Regions from separate parts of the Homo sapiens genome. Here region 1 is linked to region 2. Evidence: read pairs that join two places in POLR2A ChIA-PET (ENCODE). Cell type or tissue: Panc1. All regions are shown on one strand. Links, peaks and the distances in the headings refer to the core of each region. The heading gives the core; the rest is flanking DNA.

Region 1 (15,924 bases), core at 12,622-15,121, 70 kb after region 2:
AAAATTAGCCAGCATAGTGGTGTGTGCATGTAGTCCCAGCTACTTGGGAGGCTGAGGTGGGAGGATCACTTGAGCCAAGGAGTTCAAGATCAGGAGTTGGGCCCAGGAGACAGAGGCTGCGGTGAGCCGTGATCACAGGGCTCATGCCTGTAATCCCAGCCTACGATCCCAGGAAGATCACTTGAGATCTGGAATACGAGCTCAGCCTTGGCAACATAGTGAGACTCCAGCCCTAGAAAAAAGCTTATTTAAAACATTATAAAAGATCTATAAAAAGGATTGACCAGGTGTCATGGTGCACACCTGAAGTCCCAGCTACTAGGGAGGCTGAGATGGGAGGATTTCTTGAGCCCAAGAGTTCAAGGGTACAGTGAGCTATGGCCATGCCACTGTACCACAGCCTGGGTGACAGACCAAGACCGTGACTCTAAAACAAAACAAAAACCCTAAGATTGATTATAAAGTGAGAACAACTAAGAGTGTATAGTACTAGCCTATGTGTAGACAAAGAGGCCAAAAGAATCAGACAGTCCAGGAGCTGGCCCATGTATATGTACATATGGAAACTTGATATGTGACAGAGGAGGCACTGTAAATCAATGGAAGCATAAGCTATTCAATAAATAGGAGCAGGATACAATATTAACAGTATGTATTTAATAATGAAATTTCTACTTTCTCCATAACAAAAATAAATTCTAGATAGATTAAAAACCTATATTAAAAATGTTTTAAAGACTATTTCTCCTTTTGTTTTACAGATATGGACAGAAGCCTCAAAATACCTTTTATGCCTTTCATGGCCCATGATGCAAACTTGTCACGATGTTGTCAACTAATACAAGCCCTGGGTCGGAAAGCCTGTTTAATAAATCGCCAGGGCCAGAGGTGTAATGCAGAGGGATAAACAAGTTTGTTAAGTGGATGACCCTTGTGAGTCTTTTTTCAGGTAACCTAGCAATAAGCTGGCTCTTCAGGGAGGGCCACAAACCCCCTCATGTATAAACTGTCTGGATTATTGGGTTGTTTCTAACATTATTTCTTAGGCCAGAAAGGCTGAAACCTGAATTGCAAAGACACCTTGGTCAGATGATCTCTGATTCCTCCATAATTCTTTTTTTTTTTTTTGGAGACAGAGTCTTGCTCTGTTGCCCAGGCTGGAGTGCATTGGTGTGATCTCGGCTCACTGCGAGCTCTGCCTCCCAGGTACAAGCAGTTCTCCTGCCTCAGCCTCCCGAGTGGCTGGGATTACAGGTGCCCACCACCACGCATGAATAATTTTTGTATTTTTAGTAGAGACGGGGTTTCACCATGTTGGCCAGACTGGTCTTGAACTCCTGACTTCAGGTGATCCACCTGCCTCAGCCTCCCAAAGTGTTGGGATTACAGGCGTGAGCCACGGCGCCTGCCCTCCATAATACTTTATAAATGCGTGAGACAACAAGGAATTTTATATTCCCTCTCTTGTACAGAACACATGATGTGTCCAGCTATGCCTAGCCTAAGCACTCTTCCCCATGAAATGGTGAGAATCTTGGGCACTATATGCATCCCCTCACACCTGCAGGTTGAAACATACCTGTACCATGTGTTATTTTTGCTGCTTGCCCTCGTCCCTTGCTTGATAAACAGAAATATTGATGGTGATGAACAATGAGGCAATATCTAACAAAGGCGGAGATGAGCATAAGCCAGAACTTGAGAATGCCGCTTCTCATAATGTATATTCTAGAGACTAGAGCACATACATACAGAATTCATTCCAGCTTTGTTTGTAATCACAAATTGGAAACAACCTAAATGGTCGTGAACAGAAGAATTGATAGACGGTAGTATGTTGGTGAAATGGAATACTGTACGGCAGCGGTCCCCAACCTTTCTGGCACTAGGGACCCGTTTCCTGGAAGACCATTTTTTCATGGACTGGGGGTGGGGGATGGTTTGGGATGATTCAAGTGCATCACATTTATTGTGCACTTTATTTCTATTATTATTACGTTGTAAGATATAATGAAATAATTATACAACTCAGCATAATGTAGAATCAGTGGAGCCCTGCACTTGTTTTCCTGCAACTAGACGGTTCCATCTGGGGATGATGGGAAACACTGATGGATCATCAGGCATTAGATTCTCATAGGGAGCATGCAGCCTAGATCCCTCATATGCTCAGTTCACAATAGGGTTCACATAGCTATGAGTATCTAGTGCCGGCGCTGATCGGACAGGAGGCGGAGCTCAAGCAGTAATGCGAGTGATGGGGAGCGGCTGTCAATACAGATGAAGCTTCACTTGCTCACCCGCCTGCTGCTCCCCTCCTGCCGTGTGACGCAGTTTCCTAACAGGCTGTGCACCTGTGCTGGGGTTTGGGGACCTCTGCTGTACAGCAATTAAAAAAGAAGTAACAGTTCTATGTTTAGGAATGGATAAATCACAAGAACACGAAGTTGCAGGAGGACATAAACGGTTCGTGGCACACACGCATGTGTATATATCCTGTATATGGTTTAGAAATATGCAAAAAATGCTAAGCCTTCTTTATAGATCAATGGATATGTAGAAACATAACAAAGAAAACCTGGAATTGTATTAAAAAAATACAAACAAACAAAAAACCTTTTCCCAAACTAGGAGGAGGCTGAGAGACCAAAGAATGACTGAGACACGTCCAGCTTGGCAAGTAGATGAGTTTATTTGGACCTACATACAAGGCCTCCTGGGCAGTAGCAGGACAGCTTTAGAGACCTGCATTGCCTCCCATTTTCCCACTCTTTTTTTTTTTTTTTTGAGACGGAGTCTTGCTCTGTCTCCAGGCTGGAGTGCAGTGGCGTGATCTTGGCTCGCTGCAACCTCCGCCTCCTGGATTCAAGTGATTCTCCTGCCTCAGCCTTCTGAGTTGCTGGGACTACAGGCTCATGCCACCACGCCCAGCTAATTTTTGTATTTTTAGTAGAGATGGGGTTTCACCATGTTGGCCAGGCTGGTCTCGATCTCTTGACCTCGTGAACCACCCACCTTGACCTCCCAGAGTGCTGGGATTACAGGCATGAGCCGTGCCCGGCCACACTCTTGAGCTGCCTTTAAGCTAATTTTCTGGCTCTTTGCCCACTGTGTGAGTGATGGACTGTTTTTCTTGGTAGTTTCTTAGAAACCCTCCGGGACGCTTGGTTCTGAGGGACACCTGCTCCTCTGCTGGGCACTGTGGCCTTGGCTCATGGCCTGGCCTTCAGGGTTCAGGCAGCAGACACACACTCTTTAGTAACTTGGCTGGGGACCCATCACACTACAGAAAAGCATGAAAACAAACACAGCAATGACACGTGTCAAGTTCTGGAGAGAGAGGGAAAGGAGTCAAATCACAGGCATAGATGTATAAGAGGCTTCAACTGTATCTGTAATATTTCGTTTCTGAGAAAAAAATATCTGAAGCAAATTTGGCAAAAGGTTAAGATTTGCTAAAGCTGAACATTGAGCAGATGGGTGTTTGTTGTTATTCTCTTTACTCTTCTGCATATTTCTTTTTTTTTTTTTTTTTTTTTTTTGAGACAGAGTCTCTCTCAGTCACCCAGGCTGGAGTTCAGTGGCGCGATCTCGGCTCACTGCAAGCTCCGCCTCCCGGGTTCACCCCGTTCTCCTGCCTCAGCCTCCCTAGTAGCTGGGAGTACAGGCGCCCGCCACCACGCCCGGCTAATTTTTTTGTACTTTTAGTAGAGACGGGGTTTCACCGTGTTAGCCAGGATGGTCTCGATCTCCTGAGCTCGTGATCCGCCCACCTCGGCCTCCCAAAGTGCTGGGATTACAGGCGTGAGCACCGCGCCTGGTCTCTTCTGCATATTTCAAAGATGTCAGAATTGAAAAATAATAGTCACTGACTTAGCATGACAGAGAAACCTTCAAGCATAGATTTGCAAAGGGAGATACCTGTGGGAACCAAGCCACTAGAGTCACAGAATCTCAAGGAGGCAGCAAAACGGATTTAAAATTGGGCAGAATGTTGTGTGACAAAGCACGATCCACTGGGTGTTGTGTCTGTACATACACGGGACCTGGAAGGACACGGTCAACTGCAAACTGCTCGTGATTGTGGACGGCCTTGTTCTCTGCTTCTTGTGTTTTTCGGTTTCTTATAATGCACATATTAACTAAGAGTAATTAAATTATCCTAATTTCTATCACATTAATTTATATTAATTTAATTAATAAATTAATTAAAAATAAAGATTACTTTTAAAACCAGAAAAACATGGTTGGAAGAGAAAAACCAACCTTAAAATGTTTTTTGACATTTGGGACATAAACATTGCCTGAAATGAAAACATAAATAAATAAATGGAATATTGGGAAAGCTTGGTAAAAATTAAATTGCTATACATTCTACAAATTGCTAAAAGGAATAAAGTTTTGGCTAGGCGTGGTGGCTCACACCTGTAATCCTAGCACTTTGGGAGGCCGAGGCAGGGGGATCATGAGGTCAGGAGTTCGAGACCAGCCTGACCAACATGGTGAAACCTCGTCTCTCCTAAAAATAGAAAAATTAGCCAGGCTTGATGGTGCACGCCTATAATCCCAGCTACTCAGGAGGCTGAGGCACAAAAATCTTTTGAACCTGGGAGGCGGAGGTTAGAGTGAGCTGAGATCGTGCCACTGCACTCCAGCCTGGGTGACAGAGCGAGACTCTGTCTCAAAAAAAAAAGAAAAAAAAAAGTAATAAAGTTTTAGCGAGCAACATTGGTAAATTGCTATTAATAAATTTGTGCAGCCAGGCGCAGTGGCTCACACCTGTAATCCCAGCACTTTGGGAGGCCAAGGTGGGTAGATCACCTATGGCTAGATCACCAGCCTGGCTAACATGGTGAAACCAGTCTCTACTAAAAATACAAAAATTAGCCGGGCGTGATGGTGTGCACCTGTAGTCCCAGCTACTTGGGAGGCTGAGGCAAGATAATCGCTTGAACTTGGGAGGTGGAGGTTCCAGTGAGCCAAGATCACACCATTGCACTCCAGCCTGGGCGACAGAGCGAGACTCCATCTCCAAATAAATAAATAAATAAATATAAATTTGTGTTAACAATTTTATTTGGCAAATTGATACATGCTTAAATACCATTTATCTTTTAAGGTTCTGCTCAGATGACACCTGCTCCACAAAGTTCCTTGGACCCTCCCTCACCCGCAAATGCCCTCATGTGGCGTTCCTCCTGCACTTCCTTCAGCTGTTCTCATTTTCTATATGTTACAACTATTTAGAAAGGTCTCGGCTTCCTCACTGGGCCTAGATCCTTGAGGGCAGAGTTTTACTTGTCTATGCCGGCCTGTCAGTGTGGTGCTCATGGTGGGTTCTTAGTATCTGAAAAAGGGAAAGGAGGAGGAAGCTGGAACCCTAACTGGGGAAAGGATCAAATAACTAAAAATTCAGCTTCTTCTGGCCTGCAAAGTGTCAGGGATCTATAACTGTGAGTGCTCTGAGATTAGGCCACAGACTTTTGCTGTCTCAACATTTTCTCCTCTTGGGACATTTCCTTTGAGTTGATGTTCTGCCAGTTTCTACATTCAGGCTCAGCCTATGGTGCCAACCTGTCAGTGTGGTGCCAGCGAGGTGCTCTCAGAGGGAGCAAGGCAAGAAGAGGTGACGAGAGCCCCAGACACAGTCTCACACTGAGGCATGGGCAGCAGTAAATGAGGAGAGGCTGGGTGAGGACCAGAGGACCAGGAGTCCAGGCCAGGATGCGACACAGAAAAGGCAAGGGTTAGATGGGCAAGGTGTGACATCAGAGCCCGGCAAGAGGTCTCTGGCTGGGCTTTAGGGTCGCTACATTTGGCAAATACAAATAAAGAATGCCCTCACCTCACACCCTTTAGGATGGCTATTTGGGAAAACGAAAACATCAGATAGACGCGTTGGTGAGGACGTGGAGAAATGGAATCCTCGTGCACGGCTGGTGGGAGTGTAAAATGTGCAGCCAGCCTGGAAAACAGTCTGGCAGTTCCTCGAAAAATAAAACAGAGAATGGCTGTATGATTCAGCATCCCACTGCTGAGAATAGACCCACAAGAACCGAAAGCAGAGCCTCAAAGAGACCTTTGCACACCCGTGTTCACAGCAGCGTTCCTCACAGCAGCTACAGCGTGGAAGCAACCCAGAGTCCATCAACGAATGAATGGATAAGCAAAACGTGGCTCGATGGAACAGTCTTCAGTCTTACAGAGGAAAAAAATTCTGACACATCCTACAACATATGAATGAACCTTGAGGATATTACACTAAGTGAAATAAGCCAGTCACAAAAGGGCAAATACTGTGTAATTCCACTTATCTGCAGTGTTTAGAGGAGTCAAAATCACAGATACACAAAGTAGCATGGTGGTTGCCGGGGACTGGGGAGTTGGGGGAATGTAGAGTTATTGTTTAGTAGACATAAGGTTTCAATTTTACAAGATAAAAGAGCTCGAGAGGCCGGGCATGGTGGCTTGCGCCTGTATTCCCAGCCTTTGGGAGGCCGAGGCGAGAGGATCACTTGAGTCACGGAGCAGGAGACCAGCCTGGGCAACACAGCAAGACCCCATCTCTACTAAACAAATAAGCAAACAAACAAAGTTCTGGAGATGGATGGTGCTGATGGTTGCACACATCATGAATGTATTTAGTACCACTAACTGTACACTTGAAATTGGTTAAGATGGTAAACATTTTACATTATGTGTACAGTACCACAGTTTGAAAATTGGGAAAAAATGCAGTGCCCACAGTGAAATTTGAATTTTAAACACGAATAATTCTTTAGTATCATTATATTTCATGCAACATTGGGTATGTATGTATACTAAAAAACTATTCATTGATCTGAAATTTCATCAGGCATCCTGTATTATGTCTGGCAACCCGGACACAGGTCAGGGTTCTATAGTGAATGGTGATCATGATTCATACACAGGCTGAGGGAATTGTTCACAGAAGCGAGGAGAGGAGCAGAGAGGAGCTGGCTGTGAAGAGAGAGAATATATGTTCTTCCCATTTTCCTCTCCAGTCCTGGTAAATAAAACAACAGTCAAAATGTATCTACTGACTCTCCAGGCAAGTCAGCCACCCCAGCACTACTCATGTTTATCTCTTCAAGAGCACTTACTTGTTATTGGATGTTTATCTGCGACACGTCTGCCTCCCCCTTGAGGAGAAAGTAACCAAAGTTTTGAGTCAGAGATCTAGGCTGAAACAAGACTCTGAAACTTAAGGTGTGTGACTTTAGCAAGTTATTTATCGTCTGTGAGCCTCAGTGTTCCACGAATGTGAATACCATCAAGATATTCTAATAAATAAATCAAGTAATGTAGATAAAACACATAGCAGGTGCCCAGAAATATTAAGCACAACATCTCTGAAGACCTGGAGTGCAGGGACCCAGTCCTAACAGTACCCGCGCTGCAGAGTCCTAACAGTACCCGCGCTGCAGAGTCCTAATGAGAGGTGACAGCGTGCTGGCAGTCCTCAGAGCCCTCGCTTGCTCTCGGCCCGCCTCTGCCTGGGCTTCCACTTTGGCGGCACTTGAGGAGCCCTTCAGCCCCCCACTGCACTGTGGGAGCCCCTTTCTGGGCTGGCCAAGACCGGAGCCCGCTCCCTCAGCTTGCAGGGAGGTGTGGAGGGAGAGGCGCGAGCGGGAACCGGGGCTGCGTGCGGCGCTTGCGGGCCAGCTGGAATTCCGGGTAGGCGTGGGCTTGGCGGGCCCCGCACTCGGAGCAGCTGGCGGGCCCTGCTGGCCCCGGGCAATGAGGGGCTTAGCACCCGGGCCAGCGGCTGCGGAGGGTGTACTGGGTCCCCCAGCAGTGCCAGCCCACCAGCGATGTGCTCGATTTCTCACCGGGCCTTAGCTGCCTTCCCGCTCGGCAGGGCTCGGGACCCGCAGCCCGCCCTGCCTGAGCTTCCCACCCCCTCCGTGGGCTCCTGTGCGGCCCGGGCCTCCCCGACGAGCGCCACCCCCTGCTCCACCATGCCCAGTCCCATCGACCACCCAAGGGCTGAGGAGTGCGGGCGCACGCGCAGGACTGGCAGGCAGCTCCACCTGCAGCCCCAGTGCGGGATCCACTGGGCGAAGCCAGCTGGGCTCCTGAGTCTGGTGGGGACGTGGAGAACCTTTATGTCTAGCTCAGGGATTGTAAACACACCAATCCACACTCTGTATCTAGCTCAAGGTTTGTAAACACACCAATCAGCACCCTGTGTCTAGCTCAGGGTTTGTGAGTGCACCAATCGACACTCTGTATCTAGCTGCTCTGGTGGGGCCTTGGAGAACCTGTGTGTGGAAACTCCGTATCTAACTAATCTGATGGGGACGTGGAGAACCTTTGTATCTAGCTCAGGGATTGTAAACGCACCAATCAGCGCCCTGTCAAAACAGGCCTCTAGGCTCTACCAATCAACAGGATGTGGGTGGGGCCAGATAAGAGAATAAAAGCAGGCTGCCCGAGCCAGCAGCGGCAAGCCGTTCCGGTCCCCTTCCATTGTGTGGAAGCTCTGTTCTTTGGCTTTTTGCAATAAATCTTGCTGCTGCTCACTGGGTCCACGCTGCTTTTTATGAGCTGTAACACTCACCACAAAAGTCTGCAGCTTCACTCCTGAAGCCAGTGAGACCACGAGCCCAGCGGGAGGAACAAGCAACTCCAGATGCGCCGCTTTAAGAGCTGTAACACTCACCGCGAAAGTCTGCAGCCCACCAGAAAGAAAAAACTCCGAACACATCCGAACATCAGAAGGAACAAACTCCAGACGCGCGCCCTTAAGAGCTGTAACACTCACCGCGAGGGTCCGCGGCTTCAGTCTTGAAGTCAGTGAGACCAAGAACCCACCAATTCCAGACACACTAACAGTACCCGCGCTGCATATTCCATGGAGGAGGGGCTGAGTCAAAGGAATGTGAGTGCTATATTGATTGCCTAGACTAGGGCTCTACATGTTCCATTCTTGCTGCTAGTCATGATTATGATGGGAAAAGAGGTAAGAAGACCTCAATCATAAATTGTGCACCAGCCACTTCTGATAAGGTCTTGGAAGGCAGATGCATAGAAGACAAGGCTGTGCCACTTTCCTTCACTATAGCATGCGTTTCTTTATGGGCAGGGAAGCTGCAGGCAACGGTGTTTTTTTGTTTTGTTTTGTTTTTGTTTTTGTTTTTTGAGACTGAGTCTCACTGTCGGCCGGGCTGGAGTGCAGTGGTGCGATCTTGGCTCACTGCAACCTCCGCCTCCCAGCTTCAAGCGATTCTCCTTCCTCAGCCTCCTGAGTAGCTGGGATTACAGGTGCCCACCACCATGCCCGGCTAATTTTTGTATTTTTAGTAGAGACAGGGTTTTGCCATCTTGGCCAGGCTGGTTTCGAACTCCTGACCTCAGGTAGTCCAACTGTCTCAGCCTCCCAAAGTGTTGGGATTACAGGCATGAGCCACCACGCCCGGCCAGTGAATAGTTTAACTCATCGTGGGGGTTTCTAAGTGAGGGACTTGGGTGTGATTTCATGACAACTGGTCATGAAATCAGGGGACGCCTATGTTTTTGTGCAGGGAGAGGAGGCCTGCGGGTGCGTAGGTCCTCTTAAGCCCCTCTGGGTTCCATCTTCCTACAAGAGATCCTTTTCAACCAGGCGCAGTGGCTCACGCCTGTAATCCCAGCATTTCGGGAAGCCAAGGCGTGTGGATCACCTGAGGTTGGGAGTTTGAGACCAGCCTGACCAACATGGAGAAAGCCTGTTTCTACTAAAAATACAAAATTAGCTGGGCATGGTGGCGGGCATCTGTAATCCCAGCTACTTGGGAGGCTGAGGCAGGAGAATCGCTTGAACCTGGGAGGCAGAGGTTGCAGTGAGCCGAGATTGCGCCATCGCACTCCAGCCCGGGCAACAACAGCGAAACTCCATCTCAAAAAACAAACAAAAAACCAAGAGAGATCCCTTTCTATCTGTCTCAAAACCCACAGCTCTAAGTGTCACTCTGTGAGAAGCAGAGCATTTCACTTGGGTGTCACGGCAGAGGATTTGAATTCCGTTGCCATCCTTGCCCTAAAATACTTCATTTCACCTCATCACCAAACTCCCTTCCAGGCTGGGACCCTCAGTTCATTTTAGTATTCCAAAAGTAACCAAAATTAAGCTCTGGGTGTGTAGGAAAGGAGTCCAGTGAAAGATATGAACATAATTCCCACAAGAGAGGGAGAAACTTATTACCCTCATTTTTCATGCTTAAAATAAGCAGGCAGTGAGCTGCTGGGTGTGAATGATTTCGTGTCAGCTAAACAAAAAACAGATCACCAAGCTGGTTTTCCTCTGAGTTTCAAACCTCACCATTCTTTAGTCTCTCCCTTAAAACAGAGAAGAGAAGGACGAGGTAAGAAGTACAGTTTCTTCAAGACCCAAAAGACCTGAGCTTTCTCTTCTTGCCCTTGATTTAGCAAACCAGCTCCTGCTCAGACACAGCCCCTGACAGCGCAGGTAGTGTCTGTTGCTTCTCAGGGCAGAGGCTGGGCAAGGCACCACCCTGAGTCTTACACCGAGACGCTGTGCTCCCCCTCTGGGTGGCTGTCTTGCTGTGAGTCTCCAGTACTTGATGGGGTTACCTTGCTCTCCCCTCTGTATCTTTTTTCCTCTTCACTCCTTTCAGCCTCCTTTGTCGTTTTTCTTCTGGGGAGTCCTCAAATGTGCTATTCCTCATATGGCCAAACTTTGGGGGTGGGAGGAAGCATGTTTATTAGTGTCTTCCTGCAGTACCCATTCTCTCTTCTTTATGACTTCCCTCCCCCTCATCCCCCAGCCACAGAGTCGTAGGGCTGAGACCCCAGTGGCATCCTAGGTACCGTGTGAGCCCACTCCCCATCCCATGGCCATAGCTGATTGGACCAGTAGTAGGAATTGGAGTCTATCTGAGACCCCGAGGTGATCTCTTGGATGGAGGGGAGAAGTGTGGGTGGCCATTTTTCACAACGTGGACTATGTAGAAGAGGAAGTTTGGGGAAAGAATGAAGAAATGTCTCGGGAATAAGGAAGAGGTGGTATTCCCAGGCTCCTGATGGCTTTCCATTGCTTTGTCCAACTTCCTCATGAAAAACAAGGCATTCCTGCTATTGATCTCTGGGAGCCAGCCCTGTATCTCTAAAATAAACTTATTTTGCTTGTACTACCTCAGGTTCTGTTGCTTTGAATATTTTTAAATGTTTCCTAAATTTTAAAACATTTCCTATTTTAAAATGTTTCCTATTCTTAATTTTAGAACCAGATGAATGGAATGTTTTATATTTCACCACAATTTTTTTTTTTTTAGTGACTAAAATTGCTTTTCTTCCATGGTTGGCTCCTAATGATACTTACCTATTATAGAACAGTTCAGTAATAATAATGAGAAATACAGTGAATACTTACTACACTCCTGGCACTGTTCTAAGTGGCTCAATGTGCGTTTCATGTAATGCTCACATCACCTTTTAAAGTAAGTAGCACGATTCCCCCCGCCCCCCATTTTACAGATAAGGGAACTGAGGCTTGGAGGGATCAAATGTCCCACCCAGGGTCACAGAACTAGTAAGTGGTAGAACGTGGGTTTGAATTCATGACCCCAGAATCCATGCCCCTAACCACTACACTAAGTACTTTACAAACACTGGGTTACGAATGCAACCTGACAAAGACCTTCCAACAAACCTTAACACCTTAAAACTGTTCCTGGCCTTTCCCATGGTTCCGGCGAACAACCAAACACAAAATCAAAGTTGCCTCCAGAAAGAAATAGAATTGGTAGAGAGAAAAATTAAAAGGTGTGTTTCCTAGGGTTGCCACAGCAAAGTACCACAAAGTTGGTGGCTTCAACGACAAAAATGTATCGTCCCTTGCCGGGCGCAGTGGCTCCCGCCTGTAATCCCAGCACTTTGGGAGGCCGAGGCAGGGGGATCACCTAAGGTCAGGAGTTCAAGACGAGCCTGACCAATATGGTGAAACCGCGTCTCTACTAAAAATACAAAAATTAGCCGGGCATGGTGGTGGGCGCCTGTAACCCCCGCTACTCAGGAGGCTGGGACAGGAGAATTGCTTGAACCCGGGAGGCGGAGCTTGCAGTGAGCCAAGATTGCACTACTGCACTCCAGCCTGGGCGACAGAGCGAGACTCCGTCTCAAAAAAAAAAAAAGAAAAAAGTATCGTCCCACAGTCCTGGAGGCTAGAAGTCTGAGATGAAGGTGTCAGCAGGGCTGGTTTCCTCTGAGGGTGGTGCGGAAGAATCTGCTTCGCGCCGCTGCCCGGTTTCTGTTGGTTTGCTGGCAGTTTTTGGCACTTGGCATCTGCTGGATGGCCCTGATCGCTGCCTTCATCTTCACATGGGATCCTCCCTGTGTGCATGTCTGCGTCTAAATCTCTTTTTCATAAGGATACCAGTTATCTTAAATTAGGGACCCAGTCTTTTCTGGTATGACCTCATCTTAACTAGTAACATCTGAGATGACCCCATTTACAAATAAGGTCACATTCTGCGGTACTGGAGGATTTCAACATATAAATTTTCAAGGGGATGCAACTCAGCCCATGACATTAGGTTTTATTGTTTCTTTCCTGTAGCAATTTTCAATCATTATATCTCCTTTTATCAGAGATAAGAAGTTTGATTTTAAGATGTGACAAACCACAGGTGCAGCTGCTCAGCTTTGGTTAGGCACCCAAATGTCATTGCCACTCCGATATAGGAAGGACCAAAGCACTAATTCCTGAAAGAATCCTGATAAGGACACCTCTTTTTTTTTTTTTTTTTTTTTTTCCTGAGACGGAGTCTCACTGTGTGGCCCAGGCTGGAGTGCAGTGGCACCATCTTGACTCACTGCAACCTCTGCCTCCTGGGTTCAAGCGATTCTCCTGCCTCAGCCTCCCGAGTAGCTGGGATTACAGGCACCCACCACCACACCCAGCTAATTTTTGTATTATTAGTAGAGCTGGGGTTTCACCATGTTCGCCAGCCTGATCTTGAACTCCTGATCTCATAATCTGTCCGCCTTGGCCTCCCAAAGTGCTGGGATGGCAGGCGTGAGCCACCGCACCCGGGCTAGAACCTCTTTTAAATGACAGCCTCACTTTAGCTCACTAAGGGCCATAGAAAGACCCACAGAAGAGACAGTCTTGCCTTAGGTGCTCACTCTGGCACTGCCATCACCTTGCTCTTGGTCTCTAGAGCTAGAGCTCTTTTTTCTCATACAATTTTCCTGGTTATAAACCAGAGATTTTTGCCTGGCACGGTGGCTCACGTCTGTAATCCCTGCACTTTGGGAGGCCCAGGCGGGTGGATCACAAGGTCAGGAGTTCGAGACCAGCCTGACCAACATGGTGAAACCCCGTCTCTACTAAAAATACAAAATTTAGCTGGGCATGGTGGCACTTGCCTGTAATCCCAGCTACTCAAGAGGCTGAGGCAGGAGAGTCGCTTGCAGCCAGGAGGCAAAGGTTCCAGTGAGCCAAGATCGCGCCACTGTATTCCAGCCTAGGCAACAGAGTGAGACTCCGTCTCAAAAAATAAAATAAATAAAATAAAATAAAATAATCAAATCGTAACATAAAATAAACCAGAGATTTTTGCCTCCACTTGAGGCTGCTCAAATGTCATTCCTGAATGGTGGTCTCCTAGTTCAGGGGAGAAGTACCTGGAGACTTAAAAACAAACAAAAGGCTGGGTGCGTTGGCTCACACCTGTAATCCCAGCACTTTGGGAGGCCGAGGGGGGTGGATCACGAGATGAGGAGATTGAGACCATCCTGGTTAACACGGTGAAACCCCGTCTCTATTAAAAATGCAAAAAATTAGCTGGGCGTGGTGGCGGGCGCCTGTAGTCCCAGCTACTTGGGAGGCTGAGGCAGGAGAATGGCGTGAACTCGGGAGGCGGAGCTTGCAGTGAGCCGAGATCGGGCCACTGCACTCCAGCCTGGGAGAGAGTGAGACTCTGTCTCAAAAAAAACCAACAACAAAAACAAACAAACAAAACTCCACTCTACTACTCCATGGAATTTAATTTGCTAGGGCATCTTATTTATTTATTTGAGAAGGAGTTTTGCTCTTGTTGCCCAGGCTGGAGTGCAATGGCTGGATCTCAGCTCACTGCAACCTCCCCCTCCCGAGTTCAAATGATTCTCCTGCCTCAGTCTCCCGAGTAGCTGGGATAACAGGCACGCGCCACCACACCCGGCTAATTTTTGTATTTTTAGTAGAGACGGGGTTTCTCCATGCTGGTCAGGCTGGTCTCGAACTCCCGACCTCAGGTGATCCGCCTGCCTCGGCCTCCCAAAGTGCTGGGATTACAGGCGTGAGCCACCGCGCCCGGCTGCATCTTATCTTTTAAAAGCTTCCCACATATAGGCTATCTTGATTGTGATGGATATATACATACATCAAAGCTTATCAAATTGTGCACTGGTAAATAGGTATAGCTTGTTTGATGTCAGTTATTATCTCAATAAAGCTAATTTAAAGAAATAAAAAACTCCCCAGGTGATTCTAGTGGGCATCCCAAAATGAGAAGCATTGAGCTAGGTCAGCCTCAGCAACAGCCCCAGGAAGGAAGACATCTGCTCCGGAATCGCGTCGTGACCAGCAGCGCCCCCAGGACTTAGACCGCATGAGTCCTGTGCTGTTGATCCAGTGGTCTTGCCTCAAGACCAAAATGATAGAACATTGCTGAGCTTCTCCCAAAATTAAAAAGAGGCACCTAAAAATTTTGAACTGAGGCTGGGCGCGGTGGCTCACGCCTGTAATCCCAGCACTTTGGGAGGCCGAGGCGGGCAGATCACGAGGTCAAGAGATCAAGACCATCCTGGCTAACACGGTGAAACTCCATCTCTCCTAAAAATACAAAAATTAGCCGGGCGTGGTGGCGGGCGCCTGTAATCCCAGCTACTCGGGAGGCTGAGGCAGGAGAATGGCTGGAACCCGGGAGGCGGAGGTTGCAGTGAGCCGAGATCACACCACCGCACTCCAGCCTGGGCGACAGAGCGAGACTCTGTCTCCAAGAAAAAAAAAAAAAATTGAACTGCTAGGATTGTTATTCAGAGGTGTGGGGTATGTAAGGAAAAGAAAAATCCCGAAACAACAAAACACCCCCGCAGCCTTTAGTTGGCAGAGTCACGGTTTAGAAGGCAGTTGGTTGTCCTTTGGGGGTATTGCAGGCCCGCCTCCCTCGCTCTACCCGCTGGGCTGTGGAGCCCGTACGGCCAGTGAGGAACGCGGCACACCAGCAGCTCTCTCATCCAGCTGGCTGCCGATCTCCTTAACTCCAGGCTCACTAGTTCCAACTGCCTTTTCTGTATTTCCACCTCCGATTTAACATGTTCAAAACCGCACTCGTTACCCTCACCCCCCAATCTTTTTTTTTGAGACAGAGTCTCGCTCTGTCACCCAGGCTGGAGTGCAATGGCGCGATCTCGGCTCACTGCAAGCTCCGCCTCCTGGGTTCCCGCCATTCTCCTGCCTCAGCCTCCCGAGTAGCTGGGATTACAGGCACCTGCCACCACAACCGACTAATTTTTGTATTTTTAGTAGAGGCGGGGTTTCACCACGTTGGCCAGGCTGGTCTCGAACTCCTGGCCTCAGGTGATCTGCCCACCTCAGCCTCCCAAAGTGCTGGGATGACAGATGTGAGCCACTGCGCTCGGCCCCTCACCTCCCAATCTATTCCTCCTTTTCAATACCCTTTCTTAATAAGCAGTACCTTATAAATGTCTGCACCAAAAAGCTTCTCACTCTTGACATACAAATGGTGTCCACATGTGTTCCTGCATTCTCTTAAATACATCCCTCCTCCATCTTTAGTCACCTTAGTTTAGGTCCTCATCATTTTCTGCCTAGACCTCCTGACTCCCACCTTTCAGATATTGGTTTTTGTAGCTAATCATGCCCCTGCTGAAAACTTTTGAATGGCTTCCCCC
Region 2 (5,787 bases), core at 3,288-5,787:
ATTTTTGTATTTTTTTGTAGAGATGGGGTCTTGCTCTGTTGCCCAGGCTGGTCTCAAAATCCTACCCTCAAGTGATCCTCCCACCATGGCCTCCCTAAGTGCTGAGATTACAGGCATGAGCCCCCACGCCCAGCCACCTTGAACAAATCTTAAGCGCTCTCAGCCTAGAGTTTTCTCCAAGATTAAGCGAAATTATCCACATAAAGCACTTAGCACAAAATAAGTGCTTGGTACTTGTTGATGAGGATGAAATAGAAGATGACTAGTTGGTGAGAAGTGTTTTTTTTTGTTTTTCGTTTTTGTTTTTTTGAGACACAGTTTCGCTCTTGTCACCCAGGCTGGAGTGCAGTGGCACGATCTTGGCTCAATGCAACCTCCGCCTCCCGGGTTCAAGAGATCCTCCTGCCTCAGCCCCCGCAGTAGCTGGGATTACAGGCATGTGCCACCACGCCGGGTAATTTTTTGTATTTTTAGTGGAGACGGGGTTTCGCCATGTTGGGCAGGCTGGTCTCAAACTCCTGACCTCAGGTGATCCGCCTGCTTCAGCCTTCCAGAGTGCTGGGATTATAGGCATGAGCCACTGCACCCGGCCGAGAAGGATTTTTTTAAATAACACTTTTTTTTTCCCCAGCTCCATCATCTGTTTGCTTTGGTCATTGCAACACCCACACTCTTTTAAAGAAGGTCTCCAAGGCTGGAAACTTCTCCCACTCTAATTTGGGTAAAATATGAATATGTTTGTAACACACTGAGGCGTGCCATCTTCCTCATGTCCACCTTCTTCCTCATGTCCACGCATGGACTCCATGGAAATCAGGGGACTCCATCTTCGGGAGATTTGCTTTCCTAGCGCTGGCCGCGCATCCTTAGCACTCTGTGGCTCCCTGACACAAGTGCTGGAATCTCTCGGGCTCAGGATTACTAAATGAGTAGCCAGCTGCGTCATGCAGGGACCCAGCAGGAACCAGATGGCACGTTCAAACAAGGACAAGTCAGGAGGATTTACAAAGGGACGATTCACAAAGCGGTGGAGAGGGGAGGGCAAACCGCAAAGGATAATGCAATTACACGAGCTGGTGAGGCAGAGCTGTTACCCATGCTAGGCCCAGAGAAGAGAGCCAGGGGAGTGAGTGGTTCCTAGATACCTAAGGCAGAGATTCGTGTGCAAAGAGCCGCCTTGAGACGAGTGTGAGTTTGGTTGATAGGTGCAGCCAGTTTGAGACAAATCTACAGGGAGGAGTCAGGAGAATAAATACTCTGACCTCACTTTCTTCCTCCCCTGTGATTTGCCAAACCTCCTTCTTAGCCAAATACCACTGGAAGCCAAAGGGCAAGGGAGCCCATTGAGGCCAGCCTCCTGGGGCAGGGTGGAAAAGAGTGGGAAGTAGATCTGGAGGGGCAAATGGAAGTTATCTGGCACATTAAATAAATAAAAAGTGATATGACCAGTGATACAAACCAAGGATTAGAGTTTGTCCAATTGCTTGCAACTGGGGTCGTTTAAAAAAAGAAATCAGCAGGCGCCGTGGCTCAGCCTGTCATCCCAGCACTGTGGGAGGCCGAGGCGGGCGGATCACAAGGTCAGGAGTTCGAGGCCGGCCTGGCCAACATGGTGAAACCCCATCTCTACTAAAAATACAAAAATTAGCTGGGCGTGGTGGCAGGCACCTGTCATCCCAGCTACTCAGGAGGCTGAGGCAGGAGAATCGCTTGAACCCGGGAGGCGGAGTTTGCAGTGAGCCGAGATTGCGCCATTGCACTCCAGCCTGGGTGACAGAGCAAGACTCCATCTCAAAAAAAGAAAGAACGGAAAAAAATCAATTGATCCCTAACTTAAATGCCTCCAGAAAAACCTTCAGCTTTTGTTTTATGACTGGATTTCCAAAATCTAAGTTACTGTTACTCATGTTCACAGACCAGTCTCTGACATGATTTATCTGTGATTCTGAATATCCTCCTGTGTGAATATTCTGGCATGTGGCAACCGGAAATGGCCCCCTACTGCCCACCCACTGAGGAAGAACCACGTGGTGCCCCACCTGGCTGAATGGGAGCTCTTAGGCAGACACCATTCTGGCCCCACCGAAGAACTCTGGTAACAGGCTTTGTGGGTCCTTCCCTCGCCAGTAGGTTCTCCTATGGGTCCAGGTCGGAGTGGGAGAAGCAGGGAAAGGGGACAGAATTTGCTGGGGGAACCATAGCTGAGCACTGAAGGCAGAAAGCACCTTCCCTATGTAACTTTCCGCATACTGAGAGAAACCTAGAAAATCATCCTTTTTTTTTTGAGACGGAATTTTGTCTTGTCGACCAGGCTGGACTACAGTGGCGCCATCTCTGCTCACTGCAACCTCCGCCTCCCAGGTTCAAGCGATTCTCCTGCCTCAGCCTCCCGAGTAGCTGGGACTACAGGCACACGCCACCACGCCCAGCTAATTTTTGTATTTTTAGTAGAGATGGGGTTTCACCATATTGGCCAGGCGGGTCTCGAACTCCTGACCTCAGGTGATCCACCCACCTCAGCTTCCCAAAGTGCTGGGATTATAGGCATGAGCCACCGCACCCGGCAGGAAATCACCTTTGGATCCTTGTGATGGAAAACACTAGGAAGGAAAGCCCACAGCCTTCTAAAGTCACAGTCACAGGCAGGGCTGGGGCTCAATTTGTCATCCTCCCGGGCTGGACCCCAAGAACAGAAAGAGTGGGTGGTCAGCTACATGGTGTGACTTGAGGGGCTTCAAAAGTCCTGCTGAACCCCAAACTATCTCCCCGACTGCCCTGAGTTTCTGTCTGAAGTTTCCATCATTTGAGTCATTTCTTTGTGCTAAGAATTTGCTTCCAGAAGTTGCCTGCTAAAATGTACACGCTGCCTGGGCGCGGTGGCTCACGCCTGTAATCCCAACACTTTGGGAGGCCACAGTGGGCGGATCACCCTGAGGCCAGGAGTTCAAGACCAGCCTGGCCAACATGGTGAAACCGTGTCTCTACTAAAAATACAAAAATTAGCTGGGTGTGGTGGCGGGCGCCTGTAGTCCCAGCTATTCAGGAGGCTGAGGCAGGAGAATCGCTTGAACCTGGGAGGCAGAGGTTGCAGTGAGCAGAGATCACGCCACTGCACTCCAGCCTGGGCAACAAAGCGAGACTCAGGCTAATAAATAAATAAATAAATAAATAAATAAATAAATAAATAAAATGTACATGCAGCCATAAAAGGATACGGGACTTACTTTTCATTCATTTTGTTTGCTCAACGTCTCACTTCCTTTCTTAGGTTTCAAGAACTCTGCCCCCTCATAAGAATTTGGAGGACACGGAGCCTATCTTCTGCCATAGACACCTCGCCAAGGGGTACAGCATTGCCGTGCCAGTCCTTCTTGTACTCAGGGCAGGGGCACATGACCACGGTCAGGAGCTGGCGATGCAGCAGAATTTGGGGAGCATTTATTTCAGCAGAAGGTGGCAGGGGTGGCTGCAGCCATGCTCCCACAGTTACTGCTCATGGCATGGTTTGGGCTGAGGTCAGGAGTTCGAGACCAGCTGGTCCCAATTGCTACACAGCATCTTCTGTTCCTGCCCATTTTCCAAGCCTGTTCCTCAGCCTTCCCGAGAGTCCAGAGCTTACTAATATTCTCTTACTAAATGCGTAAGCTACTTAAATCAGACAGAACCGTCTTCAGTTGCATGAGACTAAGAACACTGATGGATACCAGAGGTGACGCATTAACTCAAGAGAAGCCGTCAGTGCACCAGCCACAGATAGATGCATTTGTCTAATTAGCTAGTGTTCACATTAGGAAACAGCAGGACCCCAGAGAAGGGTTTTGTTGATGGGGAGAGGAAATCAGGAGAGTCTGGTCTGATGTTGCGTTGGCTGATGGGACTTGCCCGGAAGGCTTCAAGGCAACCTGAGAGACATCCACGACACTAGGCTGGGCGCAGTGCAGGAGGGAACGGTGGGGTCATAGCAAGGGCAAAGCCCAACAGGACCTGCCGCTAACGCTACTGAATGTGGGGCCTGAGATGGCAAAGCCTAACAGGACCTGCCGCTAACGCTACTGAATGTGGGGCCTGAGATGGCCTTGTTCAAACCTCTGTAGAGCATCCAAGGGAAGTTTCTGCTGTGTCAGAGTAAGACCACTGATTTTATCTCTTTGATTTGCCTAAATATTTCTGCTGACAGTTAGTCTGCATGGTAATAGCTATCAGTTTGTGGGATTTCTAGCCTCTCTCCCTCCCCATCCCTCCCCCATTGCGTTTAATTCCTTTATGATTTAGTAAGCAGGGATTAAAAACTTTGAGGACAGTGTAAATTCTAAACTACCAGAGGACGGGGGCTGTGTCCTTGTTATCTTTTCTCTCAGAGAGGAGCACAGACATTGTTCGTTAGTCATTGAACAGAGGGAGAAGGGAAGCTAAGAATCTAGTGAATACAGATACTGAACATCTGCTATGAAGTTGTAAGCAATTTTTTGTGAAGAGTTAGGAGGGTTCACAAGTGAGCAGAATTCATTCCTTTCTGCATTCCTCTTTACTTCCCTTCAGAACGAGGACTGTCTCTGGCAGTCGGCTTACTGACTGGATAAACTCGGGGCCAGTTATTATTCTCTTGGTTTCTCCATGGAAGAGTCATGTCTGTCTGCCAGAGACTCCGGGTATGAAGCCAGGGCACCTGGAGAGGGCCCAGCTAGAGGTCCATTATTTTATTTATTTGTTTATTTTTTGAGACGGGGTCTTGCTCCATCGCCCAGGCTGGGGTGCAGTGGTGTGATCTCGGTTCACTGCAACCTCCGCCTCCTGGGTTCAAGCAATTCTCCTGTCTCAGCCTCCCAAGTAGCTGGGATTACAGGCGCCCGCCACCACACCCGGCTAATTTCTGTATTTTTAGTAGAGACGGGGTTTCACCATGTTCGCCAAGCTGGTCTCGAACTCCTGACCTCAGGTGACCCGCCTCAGCCTCCCAAAGTGCTAGGATCACAGGACCGTTCTGACGGCGGTGGCCAGTCACGCAGCAGGTGAGAGGCCTCATCTTATGATCTTATGTCAGACCCTCCAGCTGTGCTTTGAAATGCTTTGTTGTCGTCGTCCTGCTATGAAATCCTTGTGTCGTCGTCCTGCTATGAAATCCTTGTCCCTGTTGAGTCCCCAGGGCACTGACTCACCATCTCTAGCACCTGCTCTTGGAGTTCTTTTTCCAGTAGGTTGCATTGAATTGCTACCCTCGGCTCCATGGATGTCACCAAGGGGAGGACACTACAAAATAATCCAAGGGAAACCAAGGAACAATAAAAAAAAACACAAGCTGCATTTAATTTAAAAAATATTTATGAGACACGTTGCCTTTTATTTCTGAAAAAGTCACTTAATAAATATTTTACCAAGATAATGAGGATGAATTATAATGATGGAAAAAGAACTTGGGCGGTGGTGGGGGCGGGGGTGGGGTGGGCGATGAGGAATGGAAACATATTAAATTTTAATTGAAACTTCAATTCGTCAGACTTGGCCTCTGCATCACATCTTGAAAGCTGGCAGAGAAAGTGTCCTGTTGTGTGCGGACCGAATTTCGAGTCTTGGCACACAGCCAGGTCAGTAAACGGAGGACCAGTGGCAGCGGCTCTTGATGACCTGAAGCAGAGGCTTCTTAAAAGTGAGGACGATGACAGTGCAGGCCACCAGCAGGGTGAGGCAGCTGGGGAGGATGAGCACGAGGTAGAGCAGGCCCAGGTCCAGCCGCTCCCACTTGCAGTCCCGAGGCACACCTCCGGGCAGCTCCGTCACGCGGATGATCTT

The links. Peaks named below come from ENCODE experiments on the same cell type or tissue, not always from the same donor. Only the 100,000 strongest peaks of a DNase experiment are listed, where the experiment ranks them.
Region 1: POLR2A ChIA-PET joins it to region 2 with 5 read pairs; 7 of 35 experiments call an interaction of 5 or more read pairs at or near these places.

Annotation. Positions count from the first base shown.
Region 1 is chr3:196,591,133-196,607,056 of GRCh38, reverse strand. No RefSeq gene overlaps it. Among named protein-coding and RNA genes, the nearest start is that of FBXO45, 30 kb to the right of the region's middle. In Panc1, for the core only: no CTCF peak of the experiment used is centred there; no DNase peak of the experiment used is centred there.
Region 2 is chr3:196,661,519-196,667,305 of GRCh38, reverse strand. It overlaps NRROS (negative regulator of reactive oxygen species), which reads right to left. Exons shown (of 3, transcript NM_198565.3): 3 at 5,302-5,787. The coding sequence ends at 5,584. Among named protein-coding and RNA genes, the nearest start is that of NRROS, 25 kb to the right of the region's middle. RefSeq lists enhancers at 1-553, 554-1,216, 1,217-1,879 and a silencer at 874-1,168. In Panc1, for the core only: no CTCF peak of the experiment used is centred there; no DNase peak of the experiment used is centred there; H3K27ac peaks cover 379 bases.